Linked DNA regions of Homo sapiens: region 1 is linked to region 2. A link is an interaction called in ENCODE POLR2A ChIA-PET data of the cell type or tissue named here. Cell type or tissue: GM12878. All regions are shown on one strand. Links, peaks and the distances in the headings refer to the core of each region. The heading gives the core; the rest is flanking DNA.

Evidence for each region. Peaks named below come from ENCODE experiments on the same cell type or tissue, not always from the same donor. Only the 100,000 strongest peaks of a DNase experiment are listed, where the experiment ranks them.
Region 1: POLR2A ChIA-PET joins it to region 2 with 5 read pairs; 2 of 35 experiments call an interaction of 5 or more read pairs at or near these places.

What each region holds. Positions count from the first base shown.
Region 1 is chr18:26,055,610-26,071,140 of GRCh38, forward strand. SS18 (SS18 subunit of BAF chromatin remodeling complex) reads right to left here. Exons shown (of 11, transcript NM_001007559.3): 4 at 1,980-2,133. Among named protein-coding and RNA genes, the nearest start is that of SS18, 27 kb to the right of the region's middle. In GM12878, for the core only: no CTCF peak of the experiment used is centred there; no DNase peak of the experiment used is centred there.
Region 2 is chr18:26,161,063-26,176,593 of GRCh38, forward strand. The region is part of intron 4 of PSMA8 (proteasome 20S subunit alpha 8); the gene reads left to right. It also overlaps the pseudogene DHFRP1. Among named protein-coding and RNA genes, the nearest start is that of PSMA8, 35 kb to the left of the region's middle. In GM12878, for the core only: no CTCF peak of the experiment used is centred there; a DNase peak (open chromatin) is centred at 6,689.

The sequences.
Region 1 (15,531 bases), core at 6,911-11,910, 100 kb before region 2:
AGCCAAGATGCAAATTTGTGTGCATAAACAGGTTGGCTAAATGCTATAAGGAACAAATAAAGAAAATATAAGTTACTGGCCTTCCAATTTCTCCTACACTTAACTGTAACTCCGTAACTATTGTTAGGAGAAATTCTTTCTGTTTTTTTTTTTTTTGTTTTTTTTTTTTGATGGAGTCTCACTCTGTCGCCAGGCTGGGGTGCAGTGGCGTGATTTCGGCTCACTGCAACCTCCGCCTCCTGGGTTCAAGTGATTCTCCTGCCTCAGCCTCCTGAGTAGCTGGGATTACAGACGTGCAATACCACGTCCAGCTAATTTTTTGTATTTTTAGTAGAGACGGGATTTCATCATGTTGGCCAGGATGGTCTCAATCTCTTGACCTCGTGATCCACCCGCCTTGGCCTCCCAAAGTGCTGGGATTACAGGCGTGAGCCACCGCGCCTGGCCTGGAGAAATTCTTAACTATTGTTTCGGAAGCTCTATAGTATTCTGAACAACCCAGGTCATAAGTGGTTGATAATAACTAGCTTATAAAAGAATATACTTCAGAAGGCCTTACACAAAACCAAAATGTCATGTTAACCATAACTGTACTGCTGCTCAAATGCTTCTTTGGCCTTAGGCTTCAATGTTACACAGAGAATTTAAGTCAAAATCCTAATTCAAAGTACCATCATAAAAAGTCACAAAACTCCTAACTAGCTAACCTGCACTATCACTACCTTTCCAGTTCTAAAAACAGTGTGTCCTGGTGAACTAAATGTGGACTTGGCAAGAAGCTTTCTCTTGACTACAATATGACTACAAACTGAAAAGCAGTGATGTCTTTATTCCTACCTCCATACTGGATGTGTGCCATATATGTTGCAAGCCTTAGCAGGAAATAGGAGACAGCCACTGAAACACCACTGCCCTCCTATATGATCAGTCACACCTCAATCTTCTATAAGCCAGGCTACCTTACCTCTTTTGCTCTGTGCTCTCTTGTTTCCTTACTGCACCCATCATCCTTGGACACCAATGCTATCAATCAACACAATCGGCTACAGAAAACAGTATCCTAAAGATGCCAATTACTAATTTTAATAATTGTTCTGTTATTTTATTTCCATTACTGCTAGTTGTATAATGTCTTCTTTATCAATGAAAATAACTTTTGTCTTAGAAGGTAAAAATATTCTGATACCTAATGTAGATAATATTCTACCAAAAATTACGGCCATGGGTTGATGCTACTGTTACAAAAACAAAATAGTGTAAAGATACTTGTATGATTAAAATTTCAAACCAGCCAAAGGTAACTAAATCAGCATCCAATGTCTTAAAACATATCAACCTAGTGACCCTACACTTAAAATTGACAAATAGAAAAGAGAATGGCTCAGTGTATAAATAATGTAAGGAAGTTTACATTATTTTTCAGCCTTTAATTTTTGCTTTAAAATCAATTCCAATATTTATGTTATGCTATAAACCTATGTATTAAAAAAATTTAGATTCAGCTTCAATATCAATAAGGAAATACTAAATACACCAGCACTTCAGAGACTGTTTTCTTTCCCCATGTGTTTTTCCCAGTGATACTGTTTCTGAGATCAATCAATATTTAAGTAAATAAAAACTCAGGGAAATGTTATAATATCTTTTTTAAACAGACTTTAATTCTTAAGCCATGGTGCAACGCCTTTTTTTCCAAAAAGCTTCTAAAGCCAACTGTATTGCAGTTTCAGACAGACTAAATTTAGCCAGTTCTGTTCATCAGAGGAATGGTGTGTGTCAGCTACATCAAAGCCCAAGGGCAGCCTGATAAACACTGAATACAGGTCACGTAGCTCTGTAGCTAACAAACTCTAAGAGAGCTTGTACTCGGGGGCATTCAAAGCAGTTTTGTCATCAACAATCTAGTATCCCTTGAGCCCCCATGTCGTTTCAGTTGCTAAGCAACTCTGGTGTTAATGTCTTAGAGGAGAAAAACTTACCAGGCATCTGGCCGTTCATCTGGTTCTGCATGTGCGGTGCAGGAGGACCCCCACCTACCATTCCATCTGAAGGCATGTTGTGAGAGCGTGGAGGTGGGGGAGGGCCGCTCTGATTCATCCCTCCAGGACCCATAGGCATATTCTGTGTGGGTGGCTGAAAGAAGACAGTTTAGTAAAACAAGAGAAACAGACTAATATACGAAAGATGCATAGGGTAAAAGAGTTGCTTATGTTACTAAATTGCAGTAAGAACAAAAACACAAATGCATTTCGAATTCTTCTAATGCATTTTCATCATGAACATAGTTAATAACCCCCAAAACTTTAAAGCATATTTACTTTATAAAATCTCAGTAGTGAAAATTAAAATGTTAACATTCTATACAAAAAATTCTCATTTATTTATATATTAAGCATTTCTAATGTGTCTATTATTATCTAAATTATGTGAAAAAAATTAAATGTCCTTTCATTATTGATGTATTGGATACACTTATTAATGATGGATTTTACCTAAAAATGTACAGTAACAAAAAATGATGAAAGGACTCTAAGTCCCAAAATGTGCCATATTTTACACTATTTCGGGGTGGAGGATAGTGGCAGCAGAGGAATGTTTTAAAACATGAAGACAACAGTTCAACATTTTTGTGCCGACTACTGCTATAGATTGGAAACATTACTGATGGCCTCCAAGGGTACAGAGACAGCTGCCTCAAAAGGATGCCCTTGGCAAATTTCCTAATGCAATTTTGAAGAAAACCACTGACTAACCTTCAGAGTTCACAAAAGGGCAAAAGGAAAAACAGATATGAGGTGGTCTGCCACACCTGGGTCCCTTCTTAGGGATATTTTGGTGGAGAAAGCAAACGGTTAGTTTCGCTCCAATCCCCCATTTTTAATCTTGTAGGAGGAGAGGGAGGCATTATTCTTTACTTCGATGTTCTAAATGTAATGTCCATTCCTGTATTATCAGTTGTTCTCTTCCTCCTACATTTAAAAATGGCCAGTTACTGTATGCCTTTCCATTTTGTGAACACAATTCTCTTTGGCACACTTAATAGATACACATTGTTATTTGGCCATCACATTTAAATACTCAAACCTCCAAACAGTTAATAATCACTAACATTTACAGAAATAAACAAGTCTACTCTAATAGCACACATTTTAAAATCAGAATTTTAATTTCTTCACAACTAAATCCAGATGAATGCTCTTATTTTCTCTTAAATTCTCATATTATTTCTCCAACTTGTATTCTTTAAACACTTAAAAACCTTGTTCAGTTTTCACCAAAACAAACAAAAAAACAAACAAAAAACACTAATTTGAGTCATATTATCTAACTTTTAATCATCCTTATTTATCATCCTTCAAACCTGGCTACCTTAACCCTCTTCTGTCTGAAAACAGAAATCCTCCTTCCTCTATTCTTGTCCAAATTTTCTGTTAAAAATTCATGTTCTCACTCTTAATAGTGAGGTCATTTTCTTGTAATTCAACTAATAAAACATCATTACTGTTACCACCATGCTAGAATAACTTGTATCAAACTAACCCTCAGCTAAATAAAACTCATAAAATCTAGACAAAAAGTAAAAACTGTTTGAAGCCACTAAAGAGTGACTTACACAAAGAGGAACAGAAGGGGCTACAACTCCTGAAAGAACGGAAGCATATAAGACCAGCTCCACAATTATCTTGGCTTTTTCCTTGAGTTTGCTGAGTAACAGGGAAATACAGCTCAAGTAGAAAGTGCAGTCCAATTGGACTAAGGAAAAAAAAGAGTCAGAATTTTTGACTATCAAAGAGCTGGAAACTAAAGAATAAATTTCCAGAGAGAAAGGACCACAAGAGGGGAAACATTCAAGAAAACTAGTCGAAATAGCAGGTAGGAGGCTAAAGAGCTCAGCAGAGATTCCAGCTGCTGCTCACTGATATGGAGACAAAGACTGGAGTGTAGGCCCCACCAAGTTAGAGGAGCCTTCATAAATAACTCCAACTCTCTGTTGAGACTACAGAAGGGCCAGCTACTCCTTAAGAGTAAGGTCGAAATTGAAATAGATCAGCCCTAAAAAGTCTTATAACCAACCTTTAATAGATTCAAGGTAACCTCCTAGTACTTCACATACCAAAGGAAAACTTAATTCTCTTTGGAGCAAAGTAACACAAACTAGAGCTTCTATAATTGTTCAACCACAAGGTCTAACACTCTTAAAAATTGCAAGGCTTTCTAAAAAACAAAAATAAATGACCAACACCCACTTTGATAGCTGCAATAACATAAAAATTAAAAGTCCAGAAAAATAACAAGTGTTGTGAACAATGTATAGAAATTGCAACTCTCATATATGCTGGTGGAAATGTAAAAGGGTACAGCCACTGTGGAAAACAGTTTGACAGTTCCTCAAGAACTTAAACAGTTACCATATGATCTAGCAACTCCATTCCTGGTACATACTAAAAAGAATTGAAAACACACATTCACGCAAAATTTCTACACAAATGTTCACAGTGGCATTATTCATAATAGTTAAAAACTGGAAAAAACTCAAATGTCCACCTACTGATGAATGGATAAACAAAACGTGGCATATGAATACAACGGAATATTATTCAGCCACAAAGAAGAAATACTTATACATGCTACAACATGGATGAACCTTGAAAACATTATGCCAAGTGAAAGAAGATGGACACAAAAGGCCACATAAATTGTATGATTCTATTCATAAGAAATGTCCAGACTAGGCAAATTCAGAGAGACAGAAAGTAGATTTGCTGTTGCCAGGGGATGGGGAGAGGGGGAGAATTGAGATTGACTGCCAACAGTTTTCACTTTATTAGGGTAGTGAAAACATTCTGAAATTAGATAGTTATGATGCTTACATAATTGTGAATATACTAAAAACCACTGAATTCTGTACTTTAAAATGGTTAAAATGGTAAATCTTATATAAACTGTATCTCAATTAAAAAAAGAATGGACAACCAAGAGAAATAACAGAAAATTTAAAAAGACACCTAAGTCATTCAGATTTTGGAGTTCCAGGCCAGATGTGGTGGCTCATGCCTGTAATCCTAGCACTTTGGGAGGCCAAGGCAGGCAGATCACTCGAAGCCAGAAGCTCAAGACCTGCCTGGCCAACATGGTGAAACTCTGTCTCTACTAAAAATACCAAAAAAAAAAAAAAAAAAAAAAAAAAAAAAAAAAATCAGCCAGGCGCAGTGGCACGTGCCTGTAGTCCCTGATACTTGGGAGGCTGAGAAACGAGAATCGCTTGCACCTGGGAGGTGGAGGCTGCAGTGAGCTGAGATCGCATCACTGCACTCCAGCCTGGGAGACAGAGCAAAACTTTGTCTCAAAAAAAAAAAAAACAGATTATGGAGTTACTAAAGACTTAAAATAACTGTGATTGGTATGTTCAAGAAATAAATAAGGCTGGACACGGTGGCCCACGCCTGTAATCCCAGCACTTTGGGAGGCTGAGGCAGGTGGATCACGAGGTCAGGAGATCGAGACCATCCTGGCTAACACGGTGAAACCCTGTCTCTACTAAAAATACAAAAAATTAGCCAGACATGGTGGCGTGCACCTGTAGGCCCAGCTATTAGAGAGGCTGAGACAGGAGAATTGCTAGAACTCAGGAGGCGAAGGCTGCAGTGAGCCGAGATCGTGCCACTGCACTCCAGCCTGGGCCACAGAGCGAGACTCCGTCTCAAAAAATAAATAAATAAATAAACAAACACAGGACAGACGGAGAATTTCAGCAAAGCCCTGTAATTCTGTAAGAAAGTCAAATGACAATTCCAGAAAAGGAAAATATAATCACTGAAATTAAGAAATCATTAGTTTAGAAACAGCAAAACAGAGATTTAATGAAGTAATGAATTGAACCCAGATATATCAAAGTATTAAAAACTAAAGTCAGAAAAAATCTTAAAAGCAGTCAGTGAAAATAAGACATATCACCTGGAAGGGAACAGCAATAAAACTAACAACTAATTTTTCATCAGAAATAATAGAAAATGAAGATGACAAAATGACATCTGTAAAGTGCTAAGACAAAAAAAAAAGAAAATCAACCAACCAGCCCAGAATTCCACACTAAGAAAAAAATACCTTCTAACATGAAGATGAAATAAAAATAAGTTTAGATGAACAAAAGTTAAGAAAACACTTGTTATAAGAGAACAAAATATATCAAGCTAAAAGAAAATGGCCCCACATGGAAGCATAGAACTAGAGGAGTTAGTTAAGAGGAATGGAAAAGTATATGTGGATAAATACATATTAACATTTAAAATAACAGTAATAATGACTCTACTGGTTTAAACAAATGTAGAAAAAGAAAGTATAGGACAAGACACACAAAAGACTAGGTTAGGCCGGGTGAGGTGGGTCATGCCTGTAATCCTAGCACTTTGGAAGGCCGAGGTGGGGGAATCCCTTGAGGCCAGGAGATCGAGGCTAGCCTGGCCAACATGATGAAACCCAATCTGTACTAAAAATACAAAAATTAGCAGGCATGGTGGCGGGCACCTGTAATCCCAGCTAACTCGAGAGGCTGAGACAGGAGAGTTGCTTGAGCACAGGAAACGGAGGTTGCAGTGAGCTAAGATCACACCACTACACTCCACCCTGGGCAACAGAGCAAGACTGTCTAAAAAAAGAAAAAGACAGCGAGATAAATGAAATTAAACCGTTATAAGGTTCTTGTATTTTTCAACAAGTGTTAAAAGTATAAATTTAGACAACCTGATAAACTAATATTTTAATATTTTAATGAAGAATATTTTAATCTCTAGGGCAACTACTTAAAAATACATGCACACATATTAAAGATGTACACTGTAAAATTATATGTAAAATCAAATAGAAAAAATTATGCTTGATTAAAGAAAGGAACAAATAGAAAAAAAATACCTGCCTTGTAAGACACAAATCCTACTATATCATGTTCTACATTAAATGTAAATGGACCCATCATTCCAATTAAATAACAAATACATTAGATTGGATTTCAAAACACACAACTATATTCTGTGTACAACACAACTACTTTAAAGTCAAGGGAACAGATATATTAAAAGAAAAAAATGGAAAAAGATATCATGCAAATACTAATTAAAAGTATGATGATGTTGCTACGTTAATACTGAATAGCTGGCTTAAATTATTAGGGATAAACAGAGATGCTTTATTACGATAAAAGTTCAACAGGAATGTTTAACAATCATAAATGTGTATACATCTCACAACACTGCTTCAAAAATTTATAAAGTAAAAGTTGACAGAACTAAAAGGAAAAACAGAATAATCCAAAATAACAGTTGGAGATTTTAAGATACTTCTCTCAGTAATGTATAGAAGAAAAAAAACCCTATGAATATAAAAAAATTTTGACATTACTAGTAACCAATTTGTTTGACCTAATTTGTATTTACAGAATCCAATAACTGTTCAATACACATTGTTCTCAAGTACTCAAGGAATGTTGACTGAACTGAATCACATACTGGGCCATAAAGCAAGTCAATAAATATCAAAAGATTGAAATCATATAAAATATATTTTCTGAGCACAGTGGAATTAAATTAGAAATCAGTAGGCCGGGCACAGTGGAATTAAATTAGAAATCAGTAGGCCGGGTGCGGTGGTTCATGCCTGTAATCCCAGCACTTTGGGAGGCCAAGGCGGGTGGATCACGAGGTCAGGAGATCGAGACCATCCTGGCTAACAAGGTGAAACCCTGCCTCTACTAAAAATACAAAAAATTAGCCAGGCGTGGTGGCGGGCGCCTGTAGTCCCAGCTACTCAGGAGGCTGAGGCAGGACAATGGTGTGAACCCGGGAGGTGGAGCTGGCAGTGAGCCGACCATGCCACTGCACTTCAGCCTGGGCGACAGAGCGAGACTCCATCTCCAAAAAGAAAAAAATAATAATAATAAGAAATCAGTAACAAAATTATTCATAAAAGAAGAAATCACAATGGAAATTTTAAAATATTTTTAATTGGTAATGAAAATGTAATATCAAAATTTGTGAGATGCAGTTTAAGCTATGCTTACAGGACCATTTATAGCTTTAAAATGCATATTTACAAGAAGGAAAGTTGAAAAATAACACTATCATCCTTTATTTTCAGTAGCTAAAGATGGCAAATCAAACCCAAAGTAGTACAAAGGAGGAAATAATGTAAACAAGAACAAAACTCAATGAAATAAAAAGCATTAAGAGAAAATTAAGCCAAAAGCTGGCTGTTTGAGAATATTAATAATTAATAACCCTTAGCAGAAATAATCAAGAAAAGACAGAAATTCCAATTTTAGAAAAATTAAAAGGGGGGGCATCAGTACATATGCTATGGACAGTAAAAGGAAAATAAGGGGATATTAATATGGGCAGTAAAAGGAAAATGAGATATTAAGAACAACTTTATGATAATGTATTTAATAATTTAGGTAAAATGGACAACTTCTTTGAAAAACATAGCTTATAGAAACTGACACAGGAAATAGAAAACTGAAACAATCCTCTATTTATTAGAGAAACTGAATCCATCATTTAAAATTTTCCCTGAAGTAATCTCCTGACTCAGATACCTTCAATAGAGAATTCTTCTAAACCATTAAGAATAAATAATACCTCACACCAATTTTTTGTTCCAGAAAACAAAAAGAAGGGCATCAGTTCCCAATTCTTTATGAAACTACCAAAACCTGACAAGGACATAAGGAAAATGACAGGTCAAAACATCTCTCATGAACACAGACACAAAAATGTTAAACAAAATTTTAGCAAATCAAATCCAGACTTATTAAAAAGATAATACATTATAACCAATGAAATTTATTACAGGAATGTAAGTTGATTTAACTTTTGAAAATTAATCAGTGTAATTCACCAAATCATCAAAGTAAAATCCATATAATCATCTCAACAGATAAAGAAAAGAATTTAATGAAATTCAATACCTACTCACAATAAAATCTTTCAGAAACTAAGAATAAAAGGAGCACTCTTAAAACAAAAATTTTACAGCCAATGTCATCTTACTAATGAAATACTGGATTCTTTCCCCTTGAATTCAGGAATAAGACAAGAATATACATCACCATTTCTATTCAACAAAATAAATAAACCAACACAAATCAATGGTATAAAGACTAAAAGAAAATAGAAAACAAAGTAAAAAGAAATAATGATTTAAAAAGAAGACTTACAATTGTCATTATTTGCTGATGACATAATTAAGTGCATAGAAAACCCAAGAGAACCTATAATAAACCATTAGAATAAGTGAATATAATAACTAAGGTCAATATATAAAGATCAACTATATTTCTATATATTTCCAAAAAACAATTAGAAAGTGAAATTTAAAAACTGATGGCATAATAGCATCCAAAAAAACTCAAAACACTAGGAATAAATCTAACAAATGTGCAATACCTCTACACTGAAATACTGTTGAGAGAAAGAGTTCACAAAATGGAAGGATATGCCATCTTTGTTGACTGGAAGATTTATTAATAATATTGTAGAGGATAATCAAATTCCCTGATGTTGACCTCAAGATTCCATGCAATCCCAATAAAAATTCCACAGACTTTTTGCAGACTCACAAGCCAATTCTAAACTTTGCATGAAAATGCAAAGGACCCAGAATGGCCAGGAAAATCTTGGGGAAGAACACTAGAATATACAAAGATTTATCACAAGCTACAATAAATAAGACATAATTAATACAACGACAGACAAACAGACCAACAGAACAGAGAATTAAGAAACAACCCACATATACTGTCACAACGAAACAACTTACATCTAATCGTTAAAGAATGATCTTTCCAATAAATGGTGCTGGATCAACTAACTATCACATGGCGAAAAGAAGAAACTTGAGTCCTATCTCAGATTATATACAAATTTAATTTGCAATGGATCATGAATAAACTAACTTATACAAGAAAATATACATGTATCTTCATATTATCATGACTATGACACAGGAAAATATTTCTTTAACAGGATACAGAATTATCCCTTCAAAATATTGGCAAGTTGGACTTCATTTAAATTAGAAACTGTTCATCAGACACCACAGAGAATAAAAAGACAATTTTCAAACTGGGAGAAGATATCTGCAATATATATAGCCAACAAAAGACTTGTTCCAGAATATATAAAGAATGCCTACAAATCCATATATATATATATATATATATATGATCATTTTAAAATTTTAAGCCCTTTTTTTCAGTCTACATACACAGAACTTAATTTAAAAATGGGCAGAAAAGGGATATTTGGAAAACCTCTTGGGGATAAACATTGTTATCTTGATTATAGTGGTGATTACGTGGATTTGTCAAAACTAATCTATCTATATACTTAAAATGAATGAATTCTATTGCATGTGAATTACACCTCATGTCACTTTTTCCCTGAGCACCAGAATTATAAGGTCCCCACTGTCTGCTCCAACATTTTCAGATATTCTTCCTTCATAACACTTACTACGGCTGTAATTTCAAATGTGTTTGTGTAATGATTTAAGGTATGTCTTCCCCATTACAGGTTTAAGTTCTTTAAGGACTGCGCCCATGATTATATTTGCTTATTACTGGAGCCCCCAATCATCTAGTAGCAAATAGAGGTACTCGATAAATATTTGTTGAATGAAAAATGATTGTGCAGTATGAACACTTTGAGAATTAAATCAGGAGGCAGTATCATTCTGCCAACTTTCATGTTTTTTAATTATCAAAATTGCCTACTCCACCTTCACATCTCCATTTGAAGTCTATCAGACATGAAATCTCTGATATTTCCCTTCACCCTCAAGCCGCCTTATCCGTAGTTTCAGTGACGGTAATTCCATCTTTCCAGTTGCCCTTCTGAAAACCATGGAGTCATCCCTAATGTCAAAGGGACAGTCTTTCAGTTCCCTAGCATTTTTGCAAGTTACTTTCGCTGATTTTAATATAGTTCTGGAAATTTGTGCACACACACACACACACACACACACACACATTTCTGTTCTTCACAGTAAGATATATCCAATCTCTTTACCTATCTGGACTCAATTAGTCTTCTGAATTTTATATATACTGTCCAGCAAACAGTAAACATGATTTTTTTTCCTAAGATATTTGAAAAAGAAGGTAGGCAATGATGTTGGTAAAATGCTCCGTATAGTATCAATTCAGAAAAATGTGCCCCCATAGACAAATTATCTATGAAATACAGGAATACTGCCTTTGTGGAACTTTCCATAATCCTTAACGGCAGAAGTAATCACATCTTCTGCTGTTTCAAATGTACTCTGAATACAAAGTATTTCTAAAACAGCAGGTTATACTGTAAAATAACTATTGAGTTGTCTTTCAATTATAGAATTTTTTGGTATATAAAAAGTTTTGTTATACATTCTTAAAGGAATCAATTATTTTTCTTTATAGTTTTCTCTTTTGCTTTTTATTCTCAACACAGCCTTCCTCACCTCAATATCAGAAAGATACTGATGTCTTAATTTGTACTAAAACTCACAAAAATAAACACTTCAGAGACATTTCACCCACAGTCTTGCTTCCTGTTTTTAAATATCAAAATGTTTTAACTAGACACCTTTAATTGTGCAGCACCATGCTAGGTACCAGTGAAAGAAAAACACTTGGACACCAAGCTATGGCAGGTGAAAGAAAGGGAAGAACTCTGAGATGACCACCAAGCTTCTGACTAAGAGAACTAAGTGTTTTTAATACTACTTGCTTGAGACAGAAAATATGAAAATACTGGCTGTGAACTTTTTCCCCCTTTTTACAGCAGGGAACAACAGAGGGGGAACTGAGGAGAAATGAGTTTTGTCCATATTGTTTTGAGAGGCCTGTGGAATGTCCAAATGGGTATGTCTATTGGAAGCTGGATTCATGGCTCATACTCATAAAAAAGATCTGTATTTGGCAACCATCAATGTTTAGATGGAACACCTGAAGTCAAGAATATAGGAATCCATGAGTATGGATAAAATCTCCCAGGAAGAGTGCATATAACGAGAAAATGTTCAAGAATGGAGTAGCAGCATTTAATGGGCGTGGTAAAGACGACGAGCTGCGCAGCCAGAGAGAGAAAAAGATAACTATCATGGAAGCTAAAGAATAAGTTTCAAAGGAGAAAATAGTATTATCATGCTTACCAAAAAGACCAGTGGTCCCCAACCTTTTTGGCACCAGGGACTGATTTTGTAGAAGGCAATTTTTCCACTGATGGTGGCCGGATGGTGGGAGGGGCAGGCGAGGGATGATTTCGGGATAAAACTGTTCCACCTCAGATCATCAGGCATTAGATTATCATAAGGAGCATGCAACTTAGATCCCTTGCATGCACAGTTCACAATAGGGTTCACCTTCCTGAGAATCTAATGCTGCCACTGATCTGAAAGAAGGCAGAGCTCAGGCGGTAATGCTCTCTCACCTGCTGCTAACCTCCTGCTTTGCAGCCCGGTTCCTAACAGGCCACAGACCCGTATCAGTCCATGGCCTAGGGTTTGGGGACCCCTGAAATAAGACAACATTATCCTGTTTATCAAACACTGAAAACATTATTAAAATACGAAATTTTAAGAAAAGTTATTTCTATAACTTTAAATGAGAATATAGATGCTTTCTTTTTTTTACTGTAATTAAAAAACAAGGTACAGAACAGGGTACACGGCAAGTTCTACTTGTGTAGAAAACAGCAAGGTATATATTTATATTGGCTTTTATTGCATAAAAAGCAGGTAGAAGACAGAAGTGACAGTAGGTTTTTGTATGGCTTTTTGTAGTCCTTGGTGTTCTAACCATAACAAAGTTACCTATGCTAAAAATTTAGTAAATGTTACAAATGTAATACAACCTGCTAATCTTCAAAATGTTCCACAGCTCTAAGCATGTGTTCCTTCACCTTACTTGAATCACACCTGTAAAAAGGAAACTCTGTAAGACCAAATGTTAGTCAGAGAAGTACCTTAACAGATGCTTTGCCAGGACAGTTGCTGAACCTGAAGACTAATATTATCATCTTTACTAAAGCGTGTGGAAGAAACAGCTAATCACATGCTACCCAAGGGCTCTGCTCAGAATGTCAAATATGATGTTACCAAAAAAAATGCAACTTAATTTCAAACAATATATAAAATGTAAGACTACATAGCCTCAATCAATTTTTATTTAACAGGTCAGACTTTTATTTTTTGTACAGATATCTTTGTAAAGATACTTACAAAAATTTTAAGTATATATTTAAATAAATTTAAAATTCACGAAGTATATTTGGCTAAACTGGGGATATTTCAAACGCAGTACTCACAATGAATTAAGTAAAAACAAGATAAGGAATTCCAATCAGCTTTCAGCCTTTTAAAATGAAGACATGCTTTTATGTACTCAACTTAGTGGATGGCATCACCATCAGTTGAGTCTCCAAACACTCTCTTCTACACTTTATATCTACTCAGTAACTGAATCCTGTTAGTTCTACTTCAAATACTCCAGAATCTAATGCCCCTTTCCATTGATATCCTCCAATGTGTACCTATATCTTTATTATCGTCATCATCGCCAATATTCACTGAGTACCTTTACATGTTGGACACCATGAACTGTTTTACAGCATTCTAATAAAATATATAATAAGTATTATCTTTCTCATATTATAAAAATCATTCATGTTAAACAGTATCAAATGAAGCTGACACCACAGGAACAGGAATTTTTTTCAGAATATTTTTCTGAAATTCTCAAAATGTCATTGGATAATCCATTTGAAAGGCAGATAAATTTAAGGTTCTTTATACTTAACTGTACATTAGAATTACCTAAGAAGCTTTTGAAATACTGTGACAGGTCTGCCACAAAGACCTACCAAAGTAAAAAAAAAAAAAAAAAAAGAAAAAGAAAGAAATACTGTGACAGGGCCCTCAGCCCAGATCGATTTAAGTTACTGGAAGTTTTTTAAAGTTTTCCACATAATTCTAATGTGTAGCCAAGGCTAAGAAACACTAGACTATATGATTATCTAGGTTCTTTCTAGCTTAAAAATGTTTGATTATACAGAAATATTTTCAGACTGTGAGCCTTAAAATGAACTACCACAATAGAAAGAACTATTTTCTCCCCAAGTTTTTCTCAAAGAAACATTAATGAATAAAAACTTTTCTTGAATGAAATTGTTCTCTCATAATTCTTTTCTAAACAAATGGTGCCTACCACTTTGTATATGCTAATACTAGCAGATGATAAAAAATAAATTAACAGTAACTAATATGAAATTAAAACATAGAAATGCCATTTCTTCAAAGTATGTTTGAGAAGGAAAAATCTGCATACACAAAAAAATAGTCACACTTTCTACTGGTAAAATTGTTCCTAGGTGCGGGGAGGGGATGAGGATTGAAAAATGACCTATTGGGTACAGTGTTCCTTACTGGGGGTAATGGGTACACTAAAAGCTCAGCCTTCACCACCACACAAGAAATCCACGTAACAAAACTGCACTTGTACCCACAAACCTATAAAAATAAATTAAAAATGGTTCCTAATTATGAAAATAAGTATGTCAATAGTTTGTTGTTTCAGAAAGTAAACACCAACTGAGAACCAACATTTAAATGATGCCTGCAAGGTTTACCAAGATAGGGCCCTATCTATCTACACTAAATGGAGCCAGAGTAGTGCACATTTTGAATTGTCAGCTTTTTATAAATTTTATGTCTATTTCTATGCCATCTTGGCTGTCAGGTAACACTGCATGTATATATGTCTGCTTATAGAACAACTTCTCCCATTTTTGCTATTTGCTGTCTCCTGGCTTAAAATTAAGAAAACAAGTCTGTTAAAATATGTGTAAGGTGAAGAGTAGTTCCCTTATAAAGTTATAATGCTTTGGCATTAAGAAAAAAGACACAAGGCTGAAACTAAGAAGTAAAATGCCTAAGTGTTAGTGCACTGGCATTAGAAGTTATTTTTCTCCTTTTATTCTCAGTGTTTAGATTCTTGACTTTTAGATTCTAGCTAGTGCTCGATCTTGGCCAGTTCCAAACACACGAAATAGAACTATAAATAAATAATTCTTCTCTTGAGATGACATGGGAAAAAACTGAAAGTTAAACTTATATATAATTATGAACACATTTCTAATTCCCACCCCATTCAACTGAAATGAAGTGAAAAACCCCATTCTAGAAAACTTAAGTAAAATCATCCTAAAACATAATAGTTTTTTCAGACTCAAGTATCTCAAACTATAGTTAGTAACATCCTCTCAGCAAAGAGCAGAAAATATTTTTAAAATGCCAGAGCAGATCTAAAAAAGAACTTATAGAAATTCTAGAAATAGAAAAATATATATTAGGAACTCAAGGGATAGGTATAACAGATTAGGCCCAGTGAAAAATGAACTGGAAAACTGGTCAGAAAAAAATATACTTAGAATGATAAATGGTTGGAAAAGTCTGAAGGGATTAAGAAACATAAAGATACAGTTACAAGGTCTAGTCTAAGTT
Region 2 (15,531 bases), core at 4,419-9,418:
TTATTTGCCTGTTGGTTCAATAACATGAGGAGTCCAAAATGGCCAAGTGGCAATCTCAGCTTGTAGTTCCGTGAAATTATTATGTCCCCTGATAGAAACATCCTCCCCACTTATCTCCCCTTCTTTTTCTTGGGAACTAGAACCTTTAAACTAGCAGAACCAAGTGGGGACAAGAGACAAAGATTTACAAGTGGGCCATTAAGGATATTCATGAGACACATCTATTCCTTAGTTCCTAGATTTGTAGGCATGTGAAAAATGAATTACTAGTTTATGGCTCAGGGTACATACAGGATCTTATAGAACAGAACCCTATCCCTGTAAGATGTCACACAGCTACTGCTATTACTGAGTCTTCATAGCCTGTTCTAGAATTACTATCAGGCTGGCTAATTCAAGGTGATGAGAGAACATAGTAAAACCAATGAATCTCATGAACATAAGCCAATTCCCCTACTTCCTCACAATCAGTTCCTTGCTCAGAGGCTATGTTTTCTAGAATACTATGATGGTGAAGAAAGCTATTCAGGTCAGCTAAAGTGGTGCATGGCAGTAGTCCTAGCTACTTGAGAAGCTGAGGCAGGAGAATGGCTTGAGCCCAGGAGTTCCAGGCTGTAGTGCACTATGATCATGCCTGCAAATAGCCACTGCACTGCAGCCTGGACAACATAGACTGTTTCTAAAAAAAATGCAAGGAAGTATTCAGTTAAGTCCATAGGTGGGAGAGCTGACAGAAGCAGTTGGCACAAGTAGGGGAAACTTATATCCTGGGTGAGTTTCTCTTCCATTGAGGGCAAGCTGCTGCCCTTTCCATGGCAGAAAAGTCCAACAAACTCAGTCAGCCATGTTGTCAGGTTGCCATGAAGCTCTGCCAGTATCCAGATTAAAAAAACAGGGGTACAGTAAGGAAACACTCATTTTTAGATTTTTTTCTTTATACATTTTTGTACTGAAGAAGATATTTAGAAAATTTTTGACAGATGAAAAAATTCTATATATTTATGGTTGTAAATGTGATGCTTCAATGTGTGTGTACATTGTGGCATGATTTAAATCAAGCTAATTAATATACCCATCATCTCACATACTTATTTTTGTGATGAGAACATTTAAAATCTACTCTCTTTAAGCAATTTTCAATATACAGTACGTTATTAATAACTGTAGTCACCATGCTGTACAGTAGATCTCCAGAATTTATTTCTCCTGACTGAAACTTTGTACCCTTGAACTAACAACTTTCCATCCCCTTTCCCTCCTCTGCCCTCCCCTGTTAACCACCATTCTATTCTCTGCTTCTATGAGTTCATTTTTTTTTTTTAGGTTCCACATATAAGTGAGATCATAAAGTATTTGTCTTTCTGTACTTGGCTTAAAAGAAAATTTTTTAGTGGAGTAACAGGTTCTGGCATTTGGCCAATTACATTAAATTAACTAAAAACTCTCCTTCTATAAACATCTGCAGGGCTAGAATGATTATTAACATTTTTAATGCATAGCTAAATACAAAAATAAAATCCTGGCTGGGCGCGGTGTCTCATGCCTGTAATCCCAGCACTTTGGGAGGCCGAGGTGGGCAGATCACAAGGTCAGGAGATTGAGACCATCCTGGCTAACACGGTGAAACCCCATCTCTACTAAAAATACAAAAAAATTAGCCAGGCGCAGTGGCAGGCACCTGTAGTCCCAGCTACTCAGGAGGCTGAGGCAGGAGAATGGTGTGAACCCAGGAGGCGGAGCTTGCAGTGAGCTGAGATCACACCACTGCACTCCAGCTTGGACAACAGAGCAAGACTCCATCTCAAAAATGAAATAAAATAAAATAAAATCCTAAAGGTCCAGAAATAAGGAATTGAATACCAGAATAATAAGCATGTGAGTTGATAACTGTACTTAGGGATGTTATAGTGCAGGATTCCCAAAGATTATTCACCATCAAAAGTATAAAATATATAAACAGCCCATCATTTAACAAGTATTCAGTCTATAAATACTGAATTTTTATTACATATTAAATACTGTTCTAGGTTATGGGAATATAGAGGTGAACTCAACAGATGAAAATTCCTGCCCCTATGAAAAAGGGAGGACAGACAATATAAAAATCTAAATACAACAATATAAAAGGTGGTGTGTGTTTATGTGTGTGTGTATATATATATATATATATATATATATATATATATATATATATATATATGCTGTGAGTAAAATGAGACAACAGGGTTAGGAGGATAGAGAATGACTGATATACACAAGGTGGTCAGGGAAGGTCCCTTTGAAAAGGAGACATTTGAACAGAGACCTGAAGAAAGTGAAGGAGCAAGCCAGCCAGTTATTTGCTTTGGTGTTCCAAACACAGAAACAAAAGGGCAAAATCCCAAGGCAGTAGCATGTTCCATATTTATAAAAAATAGCAACTAGGCTATTATAGCTAGATTTCTATGCTAGAGCATACAGGCTAAGCATCTATAATCCAAAAATTAGAAATCTGAAATGCTTCAAAATCTCAAACTTTTTGAGCACCAACGTGACTACGCTACAGCAAGTCAACAAGAAATACAGTGGTAAGAAATGAAGTATTCAGAGGTAGGGGGCTAGATCTTGTGGGGCTAGATCTTGTAGGGCTAGAAAGCCTTGGATAGGACTTAAATTATTATATTAAATAAAGTGATGTAGAAAGCCATTTGAAGTTTTTACATATTGGGATAACACAATCTGATTTATACTTTTAATGTGTCTCTCTAGCTGCTATATTGAGAATAGATGGTAGAGAACTTAGGGTAGAAGCAGGGAGATAAGTTACAGGCTATGTTCAATAATCCAGGCAAGACCTGATTTAGATTAGAGGCATTGGGCCAGGGAAAGGTTGGGAAGGACCCAGCATAGTCTACAAAGGAGGAGAACTCGGAGACAAGTGTTCTGGATCCCAAGTGAAAACAGTGTTTGAAGAAAGAGTTATCAATTTACTCAGTTCCATCAAGTAAAAAGAGGGCTGTGAAATGAATGGATTTAGCAATGTGCAGGTCATTGGTGACCTTTACAAGAACAGTTTGGATGGAGTGATGGTGATGAAAGCATGACTGGAGTGGATTTAGAAGAAAAAGGCTCATACCTGTAATCCCAGCACTTTGGGAGGCCAAGGTGGGAGGATCACTTGAGGCCAGGAGCTCAAGACCAGCCTGGGCAACATAGTGAGGCCTTGTCTCTACAAAATTAAAAATAGATAAATAATAAAAGAAAAGGGGAGAGGGACGATCAAGAATCATTAAGGGGTGCCAAAACCATCAAGTGAAAGATGGCTGGGAAAAGGATATTCACGTGGTGCCACATATTACTTGTTAATCACAAAGTTGTGGCGGACACCACCATCACCATCAAACTTAGCATCTCCTATAAGAGGATAAACTGGCATTATATGCGTCCTGCTGTGATGCAATGGAAAAGAAATAACATGACCTTAGTAGTATTATTGTCATTGGATTTAACCTAAATCTGATTGAGGGAACAATCAGCTAAATCTCAGTTGTAAAGCATTCTACAGGATATTTCAAAAATGTTAATGTTAATGAAAAACAAAATAAAGGCATGGAAACTTTTCTAGTTTAAAGGACACTAAAGAATTTATGCAATCCAAGATTTTTGACTGTATACTGGATGTGGGAAAAACAGATGCAAAGGACATTTTGAGGACAACCAGAGACACTTAAATATGGATTGTATATTAGATAATGTTGTGTCTGTTTTAAATTTTCGGGATGTGATTATTATAATGTAATTATATAAGAGAACAACTTTGTGGGTTTTTGTTGAGGGGGGAGGGTTGTTGGAGTTTTTGGTTTTTTTGTTTTGTTTTGTTTTGTTTTGTTTTTTGAGACGGAATCTCTCTCTGTCACCCAGGCTGGAGTGCAATGGTACCATCTCGGCTTACTGCAGCCTCCACCTCCCAGGTTCAAGCGATTCTTCTGCCTCAGCCTCCCAAGTAGCTGGGATTACAGGTGCCTGCCACCATGCCAAGTTAATTTTTAGGAGAGACGGGGTTTCACGCTGTTGGCAGGCTGCTCTGGAACTCCTGACCTCAAGCAATCCACCCACCTCAGCTTCCGAAAGTGCTGGGATTACAAGGGTGAGCCACCACACCTGGCCGAGAACAACTTTGTTTTAAAGAGGTAGATGCTGAAATAGTTAAGGATGAAATATAATGACATCTGCAACTTCAGCATTAAAATGTGTGTGTATGCGTGCGCACGCATGCACCCACGCCTGCATCTAAATTGAGAGAAGTAAAACAAATACCTCAAAATGTTAATAGTTCATGAATCCAAGCAAAGAGTGCGGTGTTAGTTGTTCGTTGTACTTTACACTTTTCGTAAGTTTAAATTTTTCCAAAATAAAAAATTGAAGAAAAGGAAATAGGAAGTAAAGATATTGCTTTTAAGAAATTTGGCTATAAACAGGAGCAGACAAACGAACAGTAGCTAGAGGAGAATATAGGTTCAAGGGAATTTTCCCCCCCCAAGATTGGCAACGCTATAGGATTCCATCATTCAACAACAGTATTAAGCTCTTACTATGTACTAGGTACTCTTCTGGACACTGGGGATAGCAGTGATAAAAAAAAAAATCTCTACCTTTTAGAGATTAGAGAAAGATAAGCAAAACATATGGTCTTTAGATGGAATTAGAATCTACCCAGATGATTCATTTGACCTGCCAGATTTGCTACTCATTGTTTAAATTTGAAAAACTACGGCCAGGCGTGGTGGCTCACACCTGTAATCCCAGCACTTTGGGAGGCCGAGGCAGGTGGATCACCTGAGGTCAGGAGTTTGAGACCAGCCTGGCCAACATGGTGAAACCCCATCTCTACTAAAAAAAAAATACAAAAAATTAGCTGTTCCTGGTGGTGTATGCATGTAATCCCAGCTACTTGGGAGGCTGAGGCAGGAGAATTGCTTGAACCCAGGAGGCAGAGGTTGCAGTGAGCCAAGGTCCTGCCATTGCATTCCAGCCTGGGCAACAGAGTGAGACTCTGTCTCAAAAAGAAAAAGAAAAAAAGAAAAGAAAAGAAAAACTGCAACATTATGAACTTTCAAGTAGGTCTGTGTGGAATCCTTATTGTGCATGGGTTGCTTGGCTTTATACGCTTAAAGGATTTGGCCAAATATGATATACAGTAAAAAGTGGCAGATTTCAAAATGTGATCTGCAAATCCCTGACCCATTAGGTAAAAACTATTTTCCTAATAATACTGAGACAATATTTCCCATTTTCACTGCATGGACACATACACTGATGGCATAGAAGTGATCATGGATAAAATTGCTGGTATCTTGGTACACAACTGTGTTAGCTCTCATTTTTTTCTTTACCACCATACATTTGCAATTAAAAACTCAATAAATTTGACTTTAACATGAGTTCTTTTTGATGAAACCATAAAGATTGTTAGTTTTATTAAATCTTGACTCAGGTATACATCTTTTTAACATTCTGTGTGATGAAATGGAAGTACTCATAAACATGTTTGCTGCAGGTATGGTGAATGTCTTGAGGAAAAGCAGTTTTGTGATTGTTTGAATTGCAAGCTAAAACAGCCCATCTTTTACGGAACTTCATTTTTACTTGACAAAACAATAAATAACCATGGTTATTAGGACTTGGAGATTTGGCAGGACATATTCTCAAGGATGAGCAAACTGAGCCTGTTACTTTAAGGAAACAACTGACAGTTGTTTCCAATGATTTGTTGCCAGTGATAAAATTCAAGTTTTCAAGCAAAAATTATAATTTTGGAAAACATGTATTTGCCACAATGAGCCTGACAGTTTCTTTGCGAAAAATTAATAAGCATGATTATTTAATGTTTTAGAAATCACATGGGTCAACATTTAGAAGATCTGCATAATTCAGTAAACCAGTTTTCCAAATGAGCAAGCATGACATTACAAAATCTTGCAAAATAAAATACCTATTCAAAGCAAACATTGTGTAGGTTTTACCAATCCCTATTGACTATTAGAAATTAAAACTGAGAAATTTTAAAATATTAATGTATAAAAAGCCAAGAGACTAATATAACAGTAAAAAAGTTTATGTGGTTGCAGATTTTAATTTGCAATTAACTACCACCTGTTGAGTGGAATAGCCACACTTTTCTGAGAAGGGCATTAAAATATTCCTCCCTTTTCTAACTACATGTTTGTGTAAGGTTATACTTCAGCCATAATAACATATTGCAATATGTTGAATGCAAAACAGATAAAAGAATTCAGCTTTCTCTTGTGAAGCCAGAGAGTAAATATATTTGCAAGACAAATATATTGTAGACAGGAAGTATATTTGTACCACTCTTCTCAAAAAAATAGTTTTTCTTTTAGAAAATATAATTATTTCATAAAAACATGTTTATATTAACATGTGTTATAGATGGAATTGGGTCCCCCAAAATGCATACATTGAACCCCTAACCCCCAAAAATAGGGCCTGTAGGGAGATAATTAAAGTTAAATGAGGTCGTAAGGATAGGACCCTAATTCCATAGGATCGATGTCCTTATAAAAAGAGACAGAGACACCAGAGAGCTCTCTCTTTTGCATGAACATGTATGTGTGCACACAAGAAGAAAGGCCTTGTGAGGACACAATGAGAAAGCAGCCATCTGCAAGCCAGGAAGAGAGCCCTCACCACAAACCAAAATTGCTAGCACCTTGAGCTTGGACTTTAGCCTCTAGAACTTTGAGAAAATAAATTTCTGTGGTTTATGCCACCTGGTCTGTGGTATTTTTTTTTTTTTTTTTTATTAACAAGTGTAACTCTTTATTAAGATGGAATTGTTCTTATTAAAGAAATAGATGAAAATGGTTAAGTACAATTAAATGGCTCCAAAAGTCTTACAATGAAAACAACAGTCCTGCCAGTTGTTCTTTCCAGAGGCAAATACTTTTCATTCTCTTAGTTTTTCCTTCCGTTAGTTACCTTCATGGGTTTTTCCAAATTATTGTTTTTTTTTAGTTTTTCAAGTGAATGCATATATTAATACATAAAATTTTAAAAAGGCTTTTCAGTTTATAATGCATCCTAACAGTCCCCTGCCCCATCCCTCCTAATTCTCCAGAGCAATGACTTTTAACTCTTTTAGCAATGTCTTCTGTTTTTTTCCTCACATAACTTAGTCATTTCATTATTATGTATTATATAGTGATTTCTGGATATGACAGATGAGGATTTAGCTCTTACACCATCACAATCTTCACTTTTCCTCCCATATTGTCCCAGAGTAGTTACCATATTTAGGGGCTAAGCAGTCACATCATTATGACTGTGTACATACTGCTCCTTGTTGAGAAAAACAGTGTATTATGCTCTTCCTATCCTGTACTTCTTTCTGCCCTAGAATGATTGCCTAACCAACCCTTTCCCCTTGTTTTTTTTTTTTTTTTTTTTTTACTTTTGCTTTATCTTCAATGAACTTCTTTCCAAATGCCCCAAATCTGGCAATAAGTTATTATTTTTAAGAGAAGGGATCTCACTAAGGTGGCCAGGCTGGTCTGGAACTCTTGGGCTCAAGTCGTCCTGCTGCTGAGCCTCCCGAGTAGCTGGGACTACAGGCATGGGCCATTCCACCCAGCTAACCGATTAATATTTTTACTGTTCCTTTTTAAAGCTAGCTCCATAGCTGGAATATTGCCTGTGTTGGATCCTATTTGCTGGATTCATGTCATTCTCTGGTTTGTGTACTCCTTCATTTTGCTGGAGTATTTTCTCCAACAGCTTCCCTAAAAAGGGCACATGGAGGTAACCCCTGAGTCTTTGCTTGTCTAAAAATGTATTATTTTACCTTCACCCTTGATTATTTGGGTGAATATAGATTTATCAGTTGAAAATAACTTTCTAGAATTATGAAGGCATGGTTCCATTGTTTTCAGATTCCTTTTCGAGACAAGGTCTCTTCTGTCACCCCGGCTGGAGTGCAGTGGCACAATCACGACTCACTGCAGCCTTGAACTCGTGGGCTCAATTAATTCTTCCATCTCAGCTTCCTGAGTAGATGGGAATACAGGTGTGCGCCACAATGCCCAGCTAATTTCTGTGTTTTTTGTAGAGATGGGGCTTCGCCATGTTGCCCAAGCTGGTCTCAAGTGATCTGCCTGCCTTAGCCTCCCAAAGCGCTGGGATTACAGGCGTGAGCCACTGTGCCTGGCTAGTTTTTCTTTTATTTTCTCTCTACTTCATTCATTTCTCAAAGGCATCTGAAACTCCGTGGGCCCAAAACCAAAGTCAAACTCCATCAGAATATCCTGCTACTTATAACTTTAAAATATATCTTAAATCACAATTTCTTACTACATGCAACCCTTTGGTTCAAGCAACCATCATCCCTCACTTGAACTTATAATTGGTTTTCCTGCTTCTGTATTTTTTTAAATTGTAAAATACTTCAAATAAACCATGTGTGGCCTTATACTTTTTACTACATAAAAAGAATGAAGATGTGCCGGGTGTGGTGGCTCAAGCCGGTAATCCCAGCACTTTGGGAGGCTGAGGTGGGTGAATCGCTTGCGGTCACGAGTTCGAGACTAGCCTGACCAACATGGCGAAACCCCATCTCTACCAAAAATACAAAATACAAAAATTAGCCGGGCGTGGTGGCGCGCACCCGGTCCCAGCTACTTGGGAGCCTGAGGCAGGAGAATCGCTTGAATCTGGGAAGGCGGAGGTTGCAGTAAGCCGAGGTCACACCATTGCATGCTAGCCTGGGCAACAAGAGCGAAACGCTGTCTAAAAAAAAAAGAACTTACATACTTAAACATCGAATTGCTTTAAGTGTTTGGCATTCACTGTTCCCGTGCATGCCAGCAGCTTCTTACTGCAAACACCTGAGACTTGCTATAGAGCAGCTGGACTATGTTCCGCCCACACACAGGACAGGGAGCTGACAACCAAGGAGGGGGGCGGGATCAATACTCCAGCTTTCCCCCCTCCATTTCCCTGTATCTCAGCAGTATGGAGCTTGTTATCAATGAGAACCTGCTCGCTGACTTTAAATTGCTTTTCTTACCTTCTCAGTTCAGTTTCTCCGTACCTCAATTGATGATTTCTGGTATGACCTAGCAAATACACTGCTTTCACTGAAATTTCAGTCTTGCAATCTGCTTTGGGTTCCCCAATCTAAGACAGAAACATACTCATTTTCCCATCACTGGACTTCCAGGTTGTTTTCAATTTTCCACTGTTACAAACAAGGTGGCAACATTTATCTACAAACCTCTGGATATACACGTAGGAATCTTTTGGTATTTCCACTAGTGAAACTGCTCAGTTGAAGGGTATGTGGATCTTCATCTTTAATAAATATTACCAACATGTGAAAAGCCCGACAATGTCAAGGACTGGCAAGAGTGCCACATGTGATGGGTGTGGAATGGCAGCTCACTATAGCAGGTGCTGGGGACTCAGTTGGGGTCTTGGAGAAGCACTTAGTTATAGCAAGAATGTCTCATAAATGGTATCTGATAGAGACAAGAGTAGTGGGGAATAAAAACTAGTTGCTTAGAAATAATTATAGATCTAAAGTCAACAAAAAACCTTTTCTAATGTAAAAATACATACTTTTTTCAGAGGGAGGGGGAACAACTTAAACTAGAAAACACCTTCATATTAATCATTCTTCTCATATACTTCAAATTTGTACTTAATGCCTTTCTCCTCCTGGACATCAGAGAGAACACCTGGGTATTCTGGCAGAAGTTTATATTTCTCCAAATCAATTTCTGGAAAAAACGTGTCACTTTCAAAGTCTTGCATGATCCTTGTCACAAATAGTTTAAGATGGCCTGGGTGATTCATGGCTTCCTTATAAACAGAACTGCCACCAACTATCCAGACCATGTCTACTTTATTTGCTAATTCTGGTTGTTCAGTAAGTTTTAAGGCATCATCTAGACTTCTGGAAAGAAAATGAGCTCCTTGTGGAGGTTCCTTGAGTTCTCTGCTGAGAACTAAATTAATTCTACCCTTTAAAGGTCGATTCTTCTCAGGAATGGAGAACCAGGTCTTCTTACCCATAATCACCAGATTCTGTTTACCTTCTACTGAAGAGGTTGTGGTCATTCTCTGGAAATATCTGAATTCATTCCTGAGCGGTGGCCAGGGCAGGTCCCCGTTCTTGCCGATGCCCATGTTCTGGGACACAGCGACGATGCAGTTTAGCGAACCAACCATGACAGCAGCGGGAGGACCTCCGAGCCCGCTCGTTACAGCAGAACGCGCGGTCAAGTTTGGCGCGAAATTGTCGGTATTTTGTTATGACATACCAAGCAGACTAATATAACGTGTAATGGGCTTATTTTTAAATGAATTAAATTTTTAAAAAATTTTCTGAGTTTCGGCCGGGTGCAGTGGCTCACGCCTGTAATCCCAGCACTTTGGGAGGCCGAAGCGGGTGGATCACTTGAAGTCAGGAGTTTGAGACCAGCCTGGCCAACATGGCGAAACCCCGTCTCTACTAAAAATACCAAAATTAGCCGGGCTTGGTGGCAAATGCCTATAATCCCAGCTACTTGGGAGGCTGAGGCGTGAGAATTGCTTGAACCTGGAAAGTGGTGGTTGTAGTGAGCTGAGATCGTGCCACTGCACTCCAGCCTGGGCAACAGAGTGAGACTCCGTCTCAAAAAAAAAAAAAGTCTTAGTTTCAGTTTCTCATTATTGGGTCTGGAATTTGATTTTACACTACTTACATACTAATAAAATTAGCCTGTTGCTGTTTCATGGATACTGGCAGAAGACACAAGACCCTCTGGGTCAGAAACAAAGACTTTATTACTCATGGCACATCAAACAGCATGAGTATCAGCATATTTGCATAGATTCCCTTTATCCTCAAGACCCACAGAGTTGATGTAATATGGCCTGGTTGAATGCTGTGAACAAAGTTGGTTTGCTTCACAGCTAAGGAACACCAAGCATGGAGAGTCTCCTTGTTTTATAGCAAGCAATAAGGTAGCCTGCCCTTTATCTGAGGAATGACATCTTTATCTCAAGATTACCAGCTGCATAGACAACCCTGAAAAACAGAGCCTTGTCTGACAGCCCAAGGCACATGATATCTCTCAACAATAATACAGTAAATACCAAAAAGTATAACACAAACAAAAGCACTTTGGAGTTCCCAATAATTTTTAAGAGTATAAATTGCTGATCTGTAGCAGGGAACAGAAAACTTCTTATAGGGCCAGATGGTAAATATTTTAGCCATGTAGGCATTGCAGTCTCTGTTGCAACTACTAAACTTTACCATAGTAGCATAAACTAGAAATAGACTGGAAATAGATTTACATAAATAAATGGGCATAGTGATGTACCAATAATTCTTTGTTTACAAAAACAGGGAACTGACTTGCAGGCTATAATTTTCTGACCCCTAGACTATATATAGCATTGGTTTATAGGTATGTAGCAATGTGATACAAACCTTATAGAGGAGGTTTCCTGAGCACAGGGTTAAGCTGCATATGGAAGTAATTGGTCTTAGAGACCAGTTGAGAAGCCATATGCCACTTGGGGTATCCAATCCATTATTATTTAATAATAAATCAATTTAAAAAGTACAGTTACATTCTCTTAAAAAAAAAAGAAAAGCCTCTGTTGGTCACACATTGCTTCCAACTACCACCTCATTTTGCAGCAAACAGCATGCATTTCGTGATGGTGCCAGTTCCTTATGCCTGCCAAGTGCCATTGGTGGCACAGAGGAAGCAGGTGGATATGATGGGTCTTCTTAATAATAGCTAAGAAACCCTGAACTTGGGGAATCTACCACTTTTGTAATAGGCAGTGAACAAGCTTCTTCTTTTTCTGCAGAAAGACGTGACCTTATTCCTCAGGGTTGTTGGCCACTAATACAGTCCTGAGGAATAGCCCCATCAAGAGTGGTCAAGGCCATGCGTTCTTGGCACACCCAGAAAGAATGTGCACTCTAATTGTGAACAGTGTGATTCTGTTAAAATTTAAGTCAGATCAGGTCACCTCTCTGTTCAAAATCCCCTCTTGCCTCCCAAGTAAGTCAGAGTAAAAACCAAAGCCCTTACAGTGGTCTAACCTTATCTGGCCCCCACCTCAACTCTCCAACCCGAAGCTTATTAACTCCTCCGTTGCTTTCCTACTCAGCCACACTGGCCTCTTTACTGTTCTTCAGAGGCCAGATGTGTACTTTCCTCAGGGCTTTTAACTTTTGTTCTTCCTTATTGTTTCCTCTGCCCAGAGCTTGCATGATATCTGCATGGCTACCATCCTCACCCTCTGAGTGAAGCCCCTCCTAACTGGCCTTTCTAGCACTGTAGCCCATTCTCAATGCTCTTTATTTCCTATCCTGGCTTTACTTCTCTCATAACAACTAATGTACTGTTTATTTTACATATTTCCTTGTTTACCTTGTTTATTATCTATCTCTCCCCCACTAAGCTTTAAGGTCTATGAGTGCAGGGATTTTTGTCTACTTTTTTTTTTTTTTGAGATGGAGTTTTGCTCTTGTTGCCCGGGCTGGAGTGCAATGGCACGATCTGGGCTCACTGCAACCTCCACCCCCCAGGTTCAAGCGATTCTCCTGCCTCAGCCTCCCAAGTAGCTGGGATTACAGGCATGTGCCACCACGCCTGGCTAATTTTGTATTTTTAGTAGAGATGGGGTTTCTTCATGTTGGTCAGGCTGGTCTCAAACTCCTGACCTCAGGTGATCCACCTGCCTCGGCCTCCCAAAGTGCTGGGATTACAAGTGTGAGCCATCACGCCCGGCCTTTTGTCTACTTTTTATACTGTTGACACACTAGTGCTTAGAATTGAACCTTATATACAAGGTGGTCATACGTTATTTAACAAATAAATGAATACTAGATAATAACATAATGCTGTCTACTTGATTCTCAGCTAGAAATATTCTCTCCCTTTGAACTTTTGAAGCATTAGTAATTCTTACAGCTTTTTAAAATTGTTTCATTTCTTCTGTTGACAATTTAGTAAGGGAAGTTTGTGTTTTAAGCATTCAAGTTTCATTTTACAGCAAACACTAATCCTATATTTTAGAGTGAAAACGTAATATTTATAGCATTCGGATCATGAAATGATGCTTCTAAATGCCTACTTTGACTATAATCGTATTTTACTGATTTTTCAAAATAATATTTTATAGACATTTAGTGGCAGGAATTGAATATGTTCTTGCTTATTAGTTCTAAGATATTGGTATTTAAGTGTGTATCTAAGAAGTTGTACACATTTTTTAAAATATTCTTCCTTTCACTTACAATATAGCTTGTAGATTTGTAGGAATGCCAGTCTGGCCATTAGCACTCAAATTTTATATTCAAAACTTTGTTTCAGTTTACTGTGTATTTCTTGAAAAGCTTGCATTTTTAAAGTTTTTAAATAAAATTAGCTCATAAAGAACATTGATGAAAACTGGCATCTAATATGCTGTGCATTGAAGTGGTTACTTAATTTAAAAGCTATTCTATACTATTTTAAGGAGACCCACCTGCATAGACTTAAGCCCCACCCTGATTAATGATGTTAATGATTAAGGGGCATGTTTTGCTCTTGTCAGTATGGGCCATAATGTTTCAAAATGGTAAGAATGTTAACTACGTCGTATACTTCTGAGCAATGTTTCTCAAAATGCATTTCTTTTCATGTTAACAGGTATTAGGTAAACAAGCTCTCTAGCTAAGTAATTTTGTTAGCTATTTAAAGAAATTTAGTAAGTTTTGTTACCAAAGTACATCTGGATCTGCTAAAAAGCATTTAAATCTTCTAGAAGCAGGTAAAATAGTAGTCCCCAAGATTACTTGAACGTAGAGCCCTTTGATCATAAATCCTTTCTCTACTCTGATGTTTTGTGGGATTCACTTTGGAAAATGCTGCCATAAAAACTAAGAACCTCAGGGCTGAAAAGACTTTAAAAGCTGTTTAATATAATCCTCCAATTTATTGTTTCTGACAACACTTGACCAGTTTTGCCTTCTGTTGTTTATACTTCAAAATAATGGAAATTGTGATTTATTTATTGTGAGTAGAGTTTTTTGCTCATTTCCACATCTCTTTTTCTTAGTGTGGGAGAGCTCATTGAAGATTTACTCTGGAAGTTAGCAAGCCTTCAGATGAGAAAAGCTGCTTTGCACTTGTTAGCAGAGACCTTGTCCTTCCTTAGGGTCACATAGCCTCATGGGAAGATTATTATTTTATAAGATATTAGGAAGTGCCATTGGTATCAGCATTTGTTGAAGGGAAGGGATCAGGATGGGGCAGAGGGAGACATTGGGCTGCATTGTAGTCGCAATAAAGGCTTCAGTTGACACCATGGAGTGCTCTGGATCTGTAGTGGCTCATCAGAGCTGTTCTAACTTGGGGTGAAGGGACTGCACATTGATACTCTTCGTCACTGAGTCAGTGTAGGCTGGCCCTGGAAGAGCACATGACCTTACCTGAGGGAGCTCTTGTTAACCAGGGAACCTTCCCAAGGGAGTTAAGAGCTGAGGGCTGTCTGCCATTACCACTTCCAGTAGCCACAGGAATAAGGTTTTTGTTTCTGGAGGTGTATGGGGCAGTATGTCACAGGATGCACTTCCGAGGTCTGTCAAGTGAGATTGTTTTTATCTCCTAACAACAAAGACCTGATGATGCTTAACACTTAAGATTGATTTTTCTCACATAATGAAAAGTCTGAAAGTAGGCAGATGCTGGTATTTGTCTCTTTTAGTCTTAGTCTTTTTCCATGCTCTCAAGATAGCTGCTAGACCTCTAGCCAATATGTCTGCATTCTAGGCAGTAAAGGTTCCTAGGAGCTTCACCCAGTGACTTCCACCTGTGTATACCTATTTGTAAGAGAAGCTAGGAAGTGACATTTTTCAGTAGTCACATTGCCTAGAGTTCTGTCACAAAGGAAGAATGGATATTAGGGTTGTCAGCTAATAGTCTTTGCTGCAGAAAATCATCATTAATCTGAGGAGGCAGGTAGGAAAAGCATTGCAAAACTACCAGTCATTATTGAAGTGGACTGGGGTGGGTGATGGGGCAAGGGAGGGTGGGGATCTGAGTGTGGCAAGAACAGGATAGATTTTAGAAAACAAGTCAGGTGGGTAAGAGTTAAAGATTTTGACATTAAGAATTGGAAGAAGTGGATAGGAAAGTCACCAGAAATGTGCAGGGTGACTTTAAAGGCCCAGTGAAGTTTTTGGATAAACCACTACCTGAAGCCACTAACTATGTACTTCCTCTCTGGGTAGCAACTAGTTACCAAAAAACAAACAAACAAACCTAGTAGCAAATAGATTTCAAAGTCATGCCAGGCTGAAGGCTTTACCTTTGATCTTGGTGAAATTTCAAGGCCACAAAATTTAATTTAGAAGTTTCAACAGCTACTTATATTAATCCTCTGAAATATAATGGCATAGAAAAATTATATAAAGTAAAAATAATCTTTTGCTAACCAGAATAGTATATTGTTATATAATGTAATATAAATGGTGTGTTTTCATGT